2 separate regions of the Homo sapiens genome follow, and region 2 is linked to region 1. Evidence: chromatin loops called from intact Hi-C (ENCODE). Cell type or tissue: heart left ventricle. All regions are shown on one strand.

The links. Peaks named below come from ENCODE experiments on the same cell type or tissue, not always from the same donor. Only the 100,000 strongest peaks of a DNase experiment are listed, where the experiment ranks them.
Region 2: a loop joins it to region 1, with 11 times the contacts of the local background. A loop is called at or near these places in 18 of 110 quality-filtered maps.

What each region holds. Positions count from the first base shown.
Region 1 is chr2:207,330,761-207,338,760 of GRCh38, reverse strand. LOC105373851 (a long non-coding RNA gene) reads right to left here and starts at 4,401. Exons shown (of 4, transcript XR_923809.3): 1 at 4,079-4,401. RefSeq lists enhancers at 3,779-4,188, 4,449-4,498, 7,676-7,855. In heart left ventricle, a CTCF peak has its summit at 3,986; a DNase peak (open chromatin) is centred at 4,020; H3K4me3 peaks cover 1,196 bases; H3K27ac peaks cover 3,465 bases.
Region 2 is chr2:207,254,556-207,262,555 of GRCh38, reverse strand. LINC01802 (long intergenic non-protein coding RNA 1802) reads right to left here and starts at 2,111. Exons shown (of 3, transcript NR_146973.1): 1 at 1,989-2,111. In heart left ventricle, no CTCF peak of the experiment used is centred here; DNase peaks (open chromatin) are centred at 3,767, 3,862 and 6,683; H3K27ac peaks cover 2,068 bases.

The DNA of each region.
Region 1 (8,000 bases):
CCTAGATAACACTCTGCAAGAGCAAATAATATTAGGCCACTATACACCGATATAAATAAATAACTCATAGCAATGTACCAATATGTCAAGATTTTTCACAGGAGGGAGTATGAAAACTAGCTGGATGGTGTCAGGCTCGTTTAAAAGCTCATTTGCTCCCCTTAGTCACTGTCCTTTCACCTTTACATGGCATCTCTCCTGGTCTCTTGTCGACGTGGTTGTCAAAGCACCAGCTCAATAGTGCTGGTCTGTCAGCAGAGATGTGTTAAATGTAAAGATGGCAGAGTTCCCCACAGAAAGCTACATGCAGACTCTGGAGCCAGCTGAAGTCATGGGGCGTCAGGTGACAATGAGACTATGTCATCAAATGACATGTATCCCTGAGGTGCCCAATGAACTTTACACAGAGTTTTTTTTTTTTTTCCTATTGTATTATTCTGACATCTTGCTAAAAAAAAAGAAAAGAAAGAGGACAGACATTTCTATTCCACAGAAAGGAAAGCTTGGACTCAAAGAAGTTGCCTGAATTGCTCTAGATGACTTTATTTTTTGGGATTTCCTGGTTTCCATAAACAGCCACCCATCTGCCTACCCTCCTTCTCCCACTCACTTCTGACCACAACTGCACCCTGCTGTGTGTTAGGAGGAGCGGATTTGATGTCTCGGAGGCGAGGGGTGTGTCTGAGGTGAATGGGCATGTCTATACCTCCCTACTTTGTTAAATGATTGCAACAGAGATCACCCACGTACTCCCAGCCTGGTTCAGTGCAACACATGTCTAGTTCATTAGATGCAGCCTGTTCAGGCCTCTTCTACCTGCTGAGACTTCACACCCATAAAATCCAGTTAAACCTCTGAGTCACAGGAGGCTGCCCTATCAGAAGACTACACACTTTCCAGCTTCCCAGCTTGGGAGTCACAAGACCTGAGTTCAGATTTCAGCTCTGCCACTTACTGAGGCAAATACTTGTATCCATCTTAATGTCAGGTGGTCATGTTGAGTAACCTCTGATTTCTTATCTAAAGGGGTTTTTTTTTTAGGATAATTGAATGGAAAAACTATCTTAAATTGCTTAGTACAGGAGTCATCAATGTATAGTCTGCCTGCTGCCTGTTATGGAAATAAAGTTTTATTGGAACACAGCTGTGCCCATTCAGCTAAGGCTAGCATTTATGTTTATTGTTGACAGCTGCTTTTTTGCTACAATGTCAGAGATGAGTGGTTTTCCCACATAGTGGGTCTGCACTATGTATGAGTTGCTTACTCCTTTTCTTCTTTCTGTTTGTCCTTACTCTTAACTGTATGCTCCTAATTAGTTGCTCTCTAATTATCCAACCCCTCCCCAGAAACAGACTGACTATACTTTCTTTTAACAGTAATTTGCTGGAGAGTTTCAATTTCACTTTGGGCACTGCTACGTCTTAGTGACAATAAGTAATTCATCTGGGGTGGATGGGGGTGATAGGGTGGGGGTGGGGGTGGGAGGAGGTGAATAGGAAGCATTGTAGCTTCGTACTTTGTGAGTGGACTCAGTGAGGGACAACCACAGACACAGACCCTAGTTCAGTGTCATATCTCTATGTTTCATCAAACAACTACAGGATTTTGTTTGTTTATTGTTAGCAGGAGTACATGGTGTAAGGGCAGGTCGAAACATTTTTTCCCCTAATTTCAGTATGGTTAAAAAAAGTATATTCTCCAATGTATTGTGAGATTGATGTAGTGAAAAGATGCCTGGTAAGAGAAGTCAGAAAATCTAGGTTCAAGTCTGGGTTTATCTTAGTTTTATTATGTTGGTCAAGCCACTTCTGAGTGTCAGTTTCTTCAGAACTAAGACTGAGGGTAATAATACGACTTGATTCCTAGCATGATTCTGAAGCATAAAAGATAATGCAAGTGGAAAACTTTGTGAACTATGAGGCCATCTATAAAATGTGACACATATGTATATAACAGGGTCTGTTTCAGGGGATTTCATTATTTTCTTTTTCTTTATATTTTTATATTTACATCAAACACAGTTTCAGTTTTTACAATAGGTTCTGATATCTGACGAGGCTGATCCCTAAGAACATTTGCATTTTGCTAGTTTTCCTGTTTATAGTTTTGAATGTTTTTAATAAGATAAGCACTAAGCTTAGCAATTCGTCAGTGTTCATTCTAATGACCTTCAAGAAACGTCCCGTTGGATCTTTAGACAGAATTATTTCAGTAAGTTTGAGGAGCCTTGGCATCTTTATGTTGAATTTTTCCATCTAATAAAAATATAACTCTTCCTCTTAATTATTAAAAATATATCCCCCAATCAAGGTTTTAAAACTTTTAATACATTTCTTATTGAGTTTATAAATATTTTATATTTGTCGCTATTTGAATAGCTTTTCTTTTGCTTTATATTATCTATCTGTTTACTGCCAGTATATAGAAATACTGTTGCTTTTTAGGTATTTATCTTATTCCAAGCCACTTTATGACTCTTTTTTAAAATAAAGAAAGCTTTTAGTTAATTCTTTTGACTTTTTCAGATTTATACTTGTGTGATTTTCATGTACTTTAGTACCTTAGTTCACAAAAATTTATTCCTTTTGTGTTTATAACCTACTGCATTAACCAGAGAATCTAAAGTGATAATGATGCTAGCTGATAGTCCCAGCTACTCGGGAGGCTGAGGCACGAGAATCGCTTGAGCCTGGAAGACAGAGGTTGCAGTGAGCCGAGATTGTGCCACTGCACTCCAGCCAGGGCGACACAGCGAGACTCTGTCTCAAAAAAACCCCAAAAAACAAACAAACAAAAACCAGAAACAGTGATAATCATACTAAAGGACATTCTTTGTGTTTGTTTCTGATTTTCAATGTTTGCCAATTAATTATAATCTTTATTTACTTTAAGCCAAGAGCATCTTTATCACATTGAAGGAGCATCCTTCTATTCCTATTGAAATGTTTACTCTGTAATTAGGAAAAGGTGTTGATTTTATCAGATGTGGTATCTATGAAATTATCACATTGGCTAATTATTGTTGTATCAGTGAATACTCAGTGGATTATTTTCTCCTTGGAAATCAATCTCTGTGGTCAGCTGACTGGCTCTGCTAACAGTGACAGATGTGTAAACGGTGCCTTTACGAGTTCAAACATTTCAGGACCAAACTTTTTGCACAAGAAGGTGGTCCAATGCCAGAAGCAAGGGTTGCAGGAGTAGGAATCCCCCCGAGTTTCTCTCCTTGGACACATTTTCCAAAGTTGGCCGCTTTGAACAATCCTTTAAGGTAAGGACAATGGACATGGCAGTTGTTAACACTATGAAGAAAAGACAGTAGAGGAAGGAGCATGGAATATGGGAACAAAAATCAGCTGGCTGCTCAAGAAATGTGAAATTAGAAAGTAGAGAAAGGTGGTGTCTTTGTATATGCTCCTCCCCTCCCCTCAGCCAGGCCTAACAACACCCCAGCCGCACCCCTCCAACCAAGACTCCGCCTTGGACCCTGCTCATGCCTTTGGGCTTAAGACTGGGAGTGGAATTTCAATGCCATGGAACTCGCATTTTAAAATGCCACGCTCAAAAATATCGCCTGAAATGTAGGCAAATGAACTGCTAACATCAGTGTCTATACCGGGCTCTTGCTGGCACTCTGGCCGCGTGTATGACCTTTCAACACGATATTTTAAAAAATGAGCAGCGCTTTCCTCTTCCCCTGGCAGCTCAGAATAGCCCTGTTTCCTTTCCTATAAACAAGTCATATCTCTGGGAATTTCTAAAGCTGAATATTGTCTGCTAAGAAGACATGACTCACGCCATTTCCTGGCAGTTCTCACAAATTCAAGAACACCTCTTGAGGAAAGAATCCCAGACAAGAGTGGCCACAGAGAGCCTCGGATGCCTTCATTTCAAACACAGGAAGCTGAGAGACAAAGGAAAACACTAGGAATCGTCCCTGGCCTCGGCATTCCCCTCTTCTGGACTGAGTTCCTATTGTGGCTGTCAGAGCAGCCAGGGGACGCCCACTGGGAAACTCGTCTGGGCCGGTCTTCAGGCCTTTAGTCACTCACCCACCCCCTCCGTTTGGAAACTCACCTAGCTCAGCTTCCTCCTAATTCTCGGGGTAGAGGTTCTCTGAGGCGGGATTCCCCAAGGAAATTACCAGGAGTTCACGCACACTGGAGCCGTGGGGCTTCCTAGCTGCTTTTAGCAAAAACTCTGTGGCCAAAAAAAATCTCCTTTCTGCATTCTTTTCCCGGCACGTCCTCTCCTCCTCCACCCACTGGCCCTGTCTCTCTAAGTCCCCTCTTCAGTGCCACGTCATTTTCCTCGTATTTGCTAAATAGTCTAGAAACAAAAGAAAAAGTGTTTTACTTGGCTTCTCCCAGCTCAGCCATATAAAAACCTCTGTGTGTATGTGTGTCCCTCTGTGTGTTTATGTGATGCGTATGTCTCTATGTGCTTGGGTGTCGAGCATATGGGAACAATAATGCAAGGGGGTTGCTTGAAGAGATTGGATGAGAAAAGTTGGAAAAATTCTGGGTAATCAGGATGTTGCTGCAGTTATACCTACTTCTTGCTTTCAGTTGTACCTACTTTTTGCGTTCTCATTAATGAAACGTCAAAGGATTGATTTGCATAGGGCTCTGCAAATGCACTGCGGTGGGAAGGTTTAATTCCTGTTGATCCATAGCATGCCCTGATATTGGTCTCATTAGAACCAGAACCCTGGAAGCTGGAAGTATCCATAAGGGCATGATCCAGAGACAATAGTGACTAACATGTATAAAGCATGATGTATGTGTCAGGCATGATGGTATGTACTTCATATGCATTTTCTCATGTGTCACTAGTAAGGAAGCAGGACTGGAGAAGTTAAGTCAATTGTACAAGATTTTTAAAAAGTCATGGCAAAGCTGGAATTTAGACCCGTATCTATTTGGAAACCACAATCTGGTTCTTAGTCACTGTGCCATAGAGCTATCCTAAGAGAGTAAGATGGGATAGGAAGGGAAGGAAAGAAAGACAAGGAAGAAGCAGAGGACAAGTATGTGATTACTACACTGATATAATTGAATGATGTCATTTCTCCCTCAACTCTCTAGGATGACCAACTTATCCAGGTTTGCCTGAGATCTTGGTTTTAGTACTGAAACGTTCACAACCAAGGAACTCCCTCAGTCTTGGGAAAACCTGGACAGTTGGTCATTCCATTGCTTACCATCTGGAAAATCTGCTACAGATCGTGTGGATTGTTAGAAGATAAAGCCCATCCATTTATGACCTGAAGAACCTGGGTTATTGGGGGATACAGTTGAAATCCATGTCATGGATAGCTGTGCGTTATATATATGTTGTTTGTATGCCTCTCACAGAGTTCTTGAAATTTGGAGTCCATAAAAGACATGTAATAGTTGTTGACTTGATTTATAAAGAGCAAGATAGATTATGAGTAAACATCTGTGGGATGAGCACAACTGCAAGTAATAGGGCTTTAGGTAAAACCTAATCCATGAACAGTAAAGATTTTTTTCAATGTAAAGTTGTTTTCTACATGTATGTGCAATTTCTTTCAACAACACTGTATGATACATTTTGACTAGATTTTTTTTTTATGTTAGAGTCTAGGAATATTCACTTTCTATCAATGCTGTGCTCCTGAATGGTTCTATGAAAAAAAAGTGGATTTTTATAAATCATATTTTCTGTGTATTAGGGATGTGAATTCTTTTCCAGAGCCAATATGGCCCCTCACCTGTTTGGTTTTGCAAATGTCAGTTTTAGATATACAGTTAAGATGCTAGCTGCAAGTGGAAAATACCTATGCCAAACACTTGAGGAGCAATAAAGAGTACTACTTTATTGGTGGATCTGGTTCGGCCCTGATAATAGGTTTAATCTTCAACAAAACAACTTCTTATTTTCTCTGGAAATAGAACTGACTTTCTCTCTTCGTATGTCTGTCTCTTTCTCCCTAATCTAAAAACTCCCCTACACAAGCATCTACTTCCTCTTAAGCTTATAAAGTTTCTCAATGCCTCATCTTTCTGATGTGATGTGTTTGGGTTTTGTTTTCTTTTAGAGTTTTCGAAGAACTCCAGGAAGTGGCTGCAGAGCAAAGTAGGATCCTGATACTGGTAAGGAGGCTTCTGCAGTAATGGTCTGGGGGTGACCAAAGTAGTATTGATTACAAGCAAACCTTGAAATATGATCAACCTACAGCTCAGTTCAGCTCAGCTCTCTCCAGTTCCTCCATGGGAGCTTTGTTCTTCCATTTGAAGGGAGTAATTAAGACTGCAGACACCCTCCACAGTAGAAAAAATTTGGTTTCCAGTCACATCAATTTTTGGGACAACCTGTTCCCTCCTCCCAGTTTGTCAAAGGCAAAGGGGAAATCTTGGGATATTTGTGTGTAATAGACACTGCTTGAGACTGAGCAGTCACTCGTCTCTCTCAAGGGTCCTTCCTTGCCTCCCTTTCCCCAAACATTCATATATTTGCTTTAACGACCCCTTCAATTTAAGTCCGGCTGACCCAAGCTGCGGAAGGTTATCTTTCTTTTTTACCTCTCCTTCAGGAGAGAAACAAGGCTGACAAATTTATGGATTTTGGTTATTTCTTTAATAAATTACTCCCTGGGATGTGATTCCAGGAAAAAGATGCTTTAGAGGATAAATGTCTTAGAGAAAGTGGTGACTAGGCAGAATTATGCACTGTGGTGAAAGATACTCCACACTCCACGTTAGGCACTTCTAGGAGACTAGACATTGTCAGAGAAATACCCACAGAAGTGTACATGTGTTGGTAAAATGTCTTCCATGGACATTATAGTCATACATCACCTAATGATGAGAATACGTTCTGAGAAATGCATCATTAGGCGATTTCATCGTTGTGCGAACATTAGAATGCATTTACACAAACCTACGTGATACAGCCTTCAACACACCTAGGCTGTGTCATCTAGCCAATTGCTCCTGGGCTGGTTACAAACCTGTGCAGTATGTTACTGTACTGAACATTGTAGGCAATTGTAACACAATAGTAAGTATTTGTGTATCTAAACACAGAGAAGGTACAGTAAAACATGGTGTTATAATCACATGTGGTCTATCATTGACCTAAACAGCATTATGCAGTGCATGACTATACTTTAGGATAAAGAGAGAAACACTTTTTTTTTCTCTACCATTCCTGCTTGTTTAGTGTTTCAAACAGAACAAATAGTGCTGAAACAACCTGGAGAACTTGTCAGTCATTTTTGAGTATCTAAAATATTTTTTAGGAGAACAGTTCCCGCCACTTCTTTTTATGACATTCTTTTTTTTCTGTTGAGGGAACAGGAAGCAATGCCTTTGAGTATTTCATAGGGTGTGGAAGGAGAAAGGAGTCTTTCTGTTGTGCTACAATTCCTCATTTTTCGAGATAAGGAAACTGAGTCCAAGAAAAGTAAAGGAAGTCACCATAGATCCTACAGTGCGTTTGCACGCATGACCCAGGCCAAAGCTCAGTTTCCCTTTTTGGCGCTCTATAATTACATGGGAATTACCTTCAGATGATGTGTTTCAAGCCCTGGAACCACATGGATCAGCCCCTCCCTCTCCCTGTGCTATAGCTCATTGCTCACCTGTGCTTTGTTCTGTGCTGGCCCCGATATAGTTGGTTTGCCAAGCTGCCCCTGCGCTACTCAGAGAGCATTAGTCACGAGCTCCTGTCTCAAGGGCACTGATTCATTTCTAGACGTGATTGCATCAGTGTGCATGTGTGTCCTTTGTGAGAGATATGAGTCCATGTTGCATGTGTGGGAGTTTGCCAGAATTACAACCTTCTGCCCCTTCCTTGCCATGGCTAAAGAATAAAGCAAAGAAGAAAGAGACATCCACTTGGGGCTTTTTACAGACTAGAGGTCCTGTTTTCTTAAAGGTTATAAATGCTGCTGTAGGAAATGTTAAGAATTAAAATCATGATTACATTAGGCATCTGCTTTGCTTTCCGGTGATCCTAACTAGCATTTGGA
Region 2 (8,000 bases), 76 kb after region 1:
TCAACGTAACCTCTGCCTCCAGGGTTCAAGTGATTCTCCTGCCTCAGCCTCCCAAGTAGCTGGGATTACAGGTGTGCACCACCATGCTCAGCTAATTTTGTATTTTTAGTAGAAATGGGGTTTCACCTTGTTGGCCAGGCTGTTCTTGAACTCCTGACCTCAGGTGATCCACCCACCTCAGCCTCCCAAAGTGCTTAAATTACAAGCATGAGCCACCACACTGGGCCACGTCAGGGACTTTTTACGTGCAAGCAGAGGGTACCGAGCTCAAACTAGCTCAAACAATAAAGGGAAGTTATTTCATATAAATGAAAAGTTTAGAGGTATCTGGCTTCAGGTGACATTTGAACCAGAAGCTTAAATATGTCAACAAGAACAGGTGGATGGAATGCCTGATTAACCTCACCTAGACCACGTAAGTCCCAGGATCATATGAGAAATTCAAATAGAAATAAGGGATATTGGAAAAGGGGAATGAAGACAATAGATGCGTAACAGGGGCCGACAAAAAAAATCACGACAATATCCAAAAGGGGACAAAGATATGTGATATGAAGTCCAAATGATCCCAGTCATAGCTGGACTATGTCCACTTGATTGAGTACAGTTGGAATGGAGATCTTGCTTTGGGGTTGAAGCCAGAGGGAGCTCTGGGACTTTTTGTTTGACAACTGCCCCTGGATAATTCATACCTGTGCCCTGAACATTCTTCCTACCTGTTCAGAGGGCAGGGCTATATTCTTGGGGTGGCCTGGACTCCACTGGAAAGCCCAGCATGCTGGACAGTTCTGCTATTTTAAGAGCATGTGAGAAGTAGAGGGAGCTGAGACAGCTGCCCAGCTAGGAAGAAGGTCTAGGAGCCAGACCTTCCCCGTGGGCAGCCGTCTTCCTTTGAAAGCTGGTCGGTGGTCAGGACCCTGGTCCCTGTCCTCTGTTCCTCACAGTCGGTAGACTCAAAGCTCTGCTTATTCTTCTTCACAGATGCTGTCTCTTCCTCTACCCACCCATCTCTGCCTCTACTCACCACTGCCATACCTCAGCTCCCGTGTGAATTGCCTTGTGCCTGGGCCGTGGCAAGGGTCTATAAGCTTGCCTCCCAAGCTTGCTCCCCACCTGCCCCCGCACATCCTGTGCCCTGTGCTAGGGAACTCACCCCTGACAACAGTTTTGGCATATCATTCTCCCACTCCAAGCCCCTAATCCAAATTCAAATGTCACCTCCTCTGAGACCCCTTCACTGCAGTGATCATTCCCACTCTGAACCCCAAACGGAATGTCCATCCTGCCCAGTTGGAACTGATCAGGTTTTCCTGCTTTCCATTGTTACAGTTTCAAGCATCTTTGGTCTCTTTACTCTGATGATGTGATCCTGGACGATAGAGATTTACATGTCTAACTATGACTCAGTATACAGCTCTATACCCCATAAGTAGTAGATAAACAAATAATACTAATTCCTTGAGGTTAGCCTCTTTAGCTTCAAATCTTGGCCAATTAAAACTTCCTTATCGTCATATCTTTAAATCTCTAGAAATGTAGGTTTGAATTTTGAAATAGGAAGAAGATAAATGGAAGATATTTTCCCGCCCCATTCTTGCAATTAATTTTCCTTGTCTGCTTGAGTATATACCAGCATTGATATCTACCTCTGACTTAATTTACCAGAAGGTGCTCTAAAAACCTAACCAATGTGCATCTCTACAATTCAAACGGGCATATGGTTCAAAACACCAAATTTGTCATGTCTCTAGTGTGCTGAGCTCAGAGGAGTATTTCAAAAAACAAAACACACACACTCAACATGGGTTGAGGGACAGGACATTTTAAATGAGAGTTTTTAAAGCATCAAAAATATCACAGGTGTGTTCTTTCTTGATGCTTACCCATTTAACTATTCTGTAGTTATGGGACCAAAATTCATCCCATGAGCTCAGCATTCCTGCTCTTGAAAAGGGCTGTGTGGGGCTGGACGGATAGTTAGGACTTACCTGAGCAGGAATAAGTTTTCAATGGTACAGGCAGATGCTTTGGGAATCAGGAAGTGACCTGCTCCTCCTTGAAATGACTCTGGGCTGGGGCAATGGTGACACTGCCACCTCATGGGATCTGGGGTTACCTGGTGGAGGAAAGACGCAGGATGAAGAGAACCAGGTATAACCCTGCCACTTGGAGTTTTTCCTACAACTTGGGCTGGTGAAATGCTGAATCTCAGTTTATGTTCAAAATAAATGAAACCTCATTCTATTACCAAAATAAACTGCTCACATGTGATGTTGATAATGAGACAGCCAGACAGAAGCTGCCTTCATACCAAAACAAGTGAATCAGGTGGTAGGAATAAATGAACAAAGGGCAAGGCATTGTCACTGCCCCTTTCCTTCAGCAGTAGAAAGACTGACTAGAAAATTCATACGTAAAGAAAAAGACCTTTTTTTCTGTTGTTACAACCTGAAACGCCATGGAATTATTTGATAGAGCCTTTTTTGGAGAGAGGGTGTGGGCAGACATGGTAAGGGCAGATCCTGTGTCTGTCTGTGTCAGGGGCAGTATTTGCGTTTGCCAAAATGTTTATGCAGACACAGAGAGGAGGGGACTAAGCTATTTGGCCCTGTGACACCAAAAAATTATAATTGTTGTTATTGGAATGAATTGTGTTATGTGTTAAAGTCCTAACTCCCTGCACCTCGAGATGTGGTTGCATTTAGAAATAGGGTCTTTAAAGAGGGAAAATGAAATGATCTCATATGGGTGGGCCCTAATCCATGGTGTCCATGATATCTGGTGTCCTTGTAAGAAGAAGTTAGGATGTAGACAGACACAGAGGGAAGACCTGTGAAGATGGAAGACCTGTGAAGATGTCACAGGAAGGTGATCATCTGCAAGCCAAAGAGAGACACCCTTAGAAGCAACCACCCCTGCTGACATCTTCATCTTGGGCTTCTAGCCTCCAGAACTGTGAGATAATAAATTTCTGTTGTTTAAGCCACCCAATCTGTGGTCTTTGCAGTCCTAGCAAACCGTAATTGTTAAACAGGAGCAGAGGGAGGCAGACTTACTATGGAGAAACACAATATCGGGGCAGCACTGTGTTTTATTGTGAATGAATAAAGGAAATAATCCATTCATTTCTTCAGCACATACTTTATTTCTGATCTTTAGAGGGTGGCATGTAGCAGCTGGGAGAGGCTCTCCCTTTCATTGTCCCCAGCAGAGAATAGGAAACATGCTGTGTGGGCTTAAAAACTTCTGGCCACCAGCCACTGGCACCCTGTCTCTGGGAAGCAAGGATAAATCTGGTGATCCACTGATCACTGAGCACTTAACAATGATCACTGGAATGATATAACTATTATCTTTTCATATTTCTACCAGACTTAACCTTGCAGGGTCAGTATCATCCCTGAGCTTTAAGTTCTCAGCTTGTATATAACCTTGGATGAAACTGTGAATGTTCAATCTGGATAAAATAATTAATGTCTTTTTATTGCCCCTTTCAGAAACACACAAGGTCCTTGTTGGCCTCATGCATGGAGTATGGACAAGTAGCTCTTTACTTAGCTGGTCTTACAAGCTGCTTTGCAAATGTATCTGGCAGGTGGTGCAGTGCATGGGGGAGGGCCCGCAGTCTGTCCCTGGAGGCTCAGCTGAGTATCTCTGGCTAAAGCATCATCTCAAAGGCTTGAGAAGCCTAAGCTCCAGCCCCCACCCCTTCTTGAGCTGATTTCTCCCTCCTGACTCATGTCTGCTGCCTCATTTGTGTTACTGTGCAAATGTTTAGCCAAGAAGCCATACCAGGCCGAGTGCCTATTTATGACCGCCTCAGGAGTTTACAGTCCAGGCACTGAGGCAGCATTCCATGCCTAGCCTCTGGTCAAATAAGGACAAAGTGAACCACACCTTCCCTTCTTGGCAGTGAAGCAGGGGCAGTTAGAATGCTGTGTGCTGGGTGCAAAAGCCTCCCCCAGGCAGGGCCAATTCTTTCCTAGCTTCCCAATGACCTTGAAGTTGTAGCAACATAAATTAGAAGAAAAGAGTGTAGAATATTTGTGACATGACTCAGGATGCTGGGGGAGAAGAGGGCTGCTTGTTTGGTTCCCTTTCTGGGCTTCTGTAGGAAGTGGATTATGAATTCTCATTGGTCTAAGAGAAAAAGCACTTTTGCCATTGTGCATGTCCTGCTTGTCAGCAGGGAGCCTCGTAGAGAAAAACCCTCGAAGAAGGGCATGTAACAATACAGTCTGAGACACACACATGTGTGCACACACATATGCACATACGCCCAAAAAACAACCCAAAGGAATGCAGACACAGCTACCATCCTGGGAGAACCACCACGGCAGACACCAGCCTCAACGTGAGGATTTGGAAATAAAGGTGGCTGGGGTAGGGTTTCTCGTTTTAAGAGACTGAAAGTGTGCTTGCAATCAACCAGAAAATTTGAATTTGTTCTCTGCAAGCCTTTCCTCTTAGCCTTGTCAGGAAACACAAAAGCTCCCCAGACTCAGCTCCTGGCCAGGAGGAGTTGCAATCCGATGTGGTGGTGGTGGGCTGGGGAGGTGTACAATTGCACATAAAAGCGTTCATTGACAATTCAAGACCAGAAGAATAGCAGGGATAGTCAGCACTGTGGGCAGGGTCTGGTGACCAGATGGGTCAGACCCTTCCAGAAATTCTGAAGTTTTGCTTCTCCATTTGCTTAATAGGTGATAACCTAATGTCTAAGCAGCTAGACCTCCTGTGTGTAAACCCCCAGGGAGCAGGGTGTCTGGTGGAAATAGTGTCAGCCATGACTGTGCCATCCGCTAGCCCTTTCCCGGAGCTCCAGCTCTCTGTAGAATGGGCCTCATGCTACCAGCTCTGTGTACCTGAGGGGGTGGCTAAAAGGAGAAAGCTAACAAAATAAGGGGCAGCATGGTGCTTGGCACACCATAAGTGTTTTACAAGGCATTGGAAGGTGAGAAGGTAAACGATCTTCTGTGTCCTCACAGAGGACCCTATACAATAGCACTCAGCAAATATTTGCATGATCGTGATGGTGTGGGCTTTAAATAAATCCCTCTGGGGTGGGGAGGGAGGATGCTTCTTCATAAGATAAATATTTATAGCTACAGTGAAAGAGCAGAAGGAAAAGGAAATAGGCCATGGGGCTCCCTAGGCTTCCCAGAAATATCTCCGTATCTCTTGGTCCTTTCTTTTGGAGGCGTTTCTTTATGTTCTATCCTCTCCACCCACTGCCCTTCTACCTGCTGCACCCACTGTCTTGTCTTTGGGAAAGTTCCTTCTCCCACTCTCCTTTCTCCACTGTTCCCAGGGGTCTGAGAGTCCCCACTCCCGCCCAGCTTGGTAAGGTGAAAAAGACTTCTCCTGGGGGAGCTGCTCCCCTACACTTTTTAATCAGCTTCCATCCGGTGCTGTCGGTTTCAGAACACACATGCTTTCTCACTGACACACGCGCTTTCACAGCTTGGATAACAAGGCTCTGCCTCCCGCCCTTCCCACCCTCGGCACTGCCTGCTCTCCCCTTCCCCCTGCCACATGCACAGGGTCTTTCTAGAGAACGGCTTTCAGGACCACTAGGGAAGTCCCATGTGTCCTTACAGGCAGTTGAGAGGCCACATAGCTTGCATGTAGCTCAGCCCCTTGCAGGCGGTGTGGCTGCCATGTAAATTGCTTGCGTGTATGTCAGGGGATACATTTGTAAATAACCTTTTTTTAGGGGAGGAGGGTAGAAAAATGAGGAAACAAAGGACAAATGCAGGAAGGTGGTCAGCTCAGGACCACACTTCTTCATTGTTCATTTCCAAATGAGATGGCATAGCTCTGTTAGTCCATAGGGGCTGTGTCTGGCATGAGTCAGCAACCAGTACAATCTACTGCCAGTTGATTAAATTAGCATTTGTTATAAGCCAGAAAGGGAGGGAGGGATGTTGTGTGCAGAGATAGATGGAGAATGAAGAAAATCTTCTTCATGCCTTTTGAATTATTTATGGCCTGGAACTTTACATGCTACAGCCTAACCTGACGTGATAGAGAGAGGCTGGGAAGAACTCTCTCTTCCCTTAAAGTCACAGAGCACATGCTTGGGTCCTTGGGAGGACAGGAGCATGCTAAGAATGATGGACTATAGTGGAAAAAGTGGAGCTCTCTTCATTTTATTATGACCTTGAAAACAGGACTGTTGCATAGAAATCCTGCTGCCATTAGGCACAGGAAGACAGATTTCATAGCAACCTTTTGAGCGATGGACGTGAATGTGTGAACGCATTTCACTTTGATTTTGCCGAGTGGTAACATGGGATGACTGTCAGATCAGTGGACAAAGGATAGGTCTCTTCGATCTTCGCCTCTGGCTTTCAGCCAGATGGGAGAGAAACAAAGACTCCAAAGCTGCTGCTCTCCTTCCCCCACCCTCTCCCTCCTCCCTCCTTTTCTCTCCTCCTGCCTTCACCGCCTTGGATGGAGTCTACTAACTACTAACTGCTCTTACATTTTGGGAAATCTTGTCTAATTGTTCAGGGTGTAAAAATGCAGTGATTTTATCTCAGAAAGGGGCTCTTCCTTTTGGGAGATGTGTGAATCCAGAAGAGAGCAATCTCCATGCCTCAGGGAGTCGGGCAGTGTGTGGATGTGAGTGTGCAAGACACCCAGTGTGCTCCGGCTGGGTACCAGGGCGGCCTGGCGGACATCTTTTGTTCTTGGCTCTTCTGACTGCCGGGAGCAGCAGGACAGCCCACATGCCCGCCCAAAGGAGCTGCCGCTGTTCATCATCAAGATCTGAGGCTTTTATCTGTGAGCCCCAGTGAAGAGGCAAACTGTTGGTGTCCTGCTATCGACTCATAGTCTGCCTCCAAAATAGCTTCAGGATAGGGCTGCTGCTTTTCAGCTGAACTGCTGCCTGTGGACCACCTTGTTATCCAAGGTTCTCACTGAATGGAAGCCGTCCAGAGGCATGTGGCTCTATCCCGAGAGATACAAGAAGAAAGGAGTAAGGGAAGAGTGGCCGAATGAGGGAAAGACAAAAGCAGACTGGCAGATGACAGGGACTAGAGTCAGACAAAGAACTGGGACGTGTGCTTTGGCAAAAAAGCAGGCAGGGCAGTCATTTCCTTGCTTCATCACTGCTAGCTCAATTTACCCATTTTATATACATACAAAATAAACTGTGTCCAAGACTGACCCTGTAGCAAGAACTTGAAATGAGTCATTTCTTCCAATCATTAGTATAAGTCCTACGTTTTTACTAATGCATAAATGAAACAAAGCAGGTGGTGTCTGTTGCAGTCCTGGGAGATACAAATGAGTAAAGGATGAAGACTTACAGATTGACGACGGAAAACAGGATGACAATGTTGAACTTGAGTGTGGGGTTTCCCCAACACCAAGAGGGGATCCATGTACCCCAGGCCATGGGGAAGGGTTTGATTCCTACAGCTCAGATACCATGTTCTGCCCACTTCTCCCTTAGCTACGCAAAGAAGGAAATTGAGGTCATTTTCATAATTTAGGCAAAACTTCCCTTTCCACTTGAATTACTGAGATATTTCGGGCAAACGCAGATTTCAAAAAGAAATTAAATAGCAAAATTTGAGTTTGGGAGCTCATTAACAAGCAGTGAGACTTCCTGTATTGCATCAATTATAAACAATTTGGAGGAAAGAGAGGTTGCTTTTTTCTCTTTTAAAGAAATTATCTGGAAAATTACCCAGGTCTTTGCTTCCTCTTTTTAGATGAGATCTGGACAGGCTGAGTTAAAGACAGTAACCTCATTAGGATGGGTTTAGATGATAAAACCAGAAGAAACCAAGAAGCCCAAACTGCCCTCTGGATTTCCTCCAACTAGCCTTGCCTCTGACGAGTCAGTTCATCTCTCTGCACTAGTATCTTACCACCCCCGCCCCACACACGGAAATGGAGCCAACTTGCTTTGCCACTTTTCTACTTCATAGGAATGCTCTAAAAATTAATATTCACTGTGAAACTAGGAAAGCCACAGAGGAATG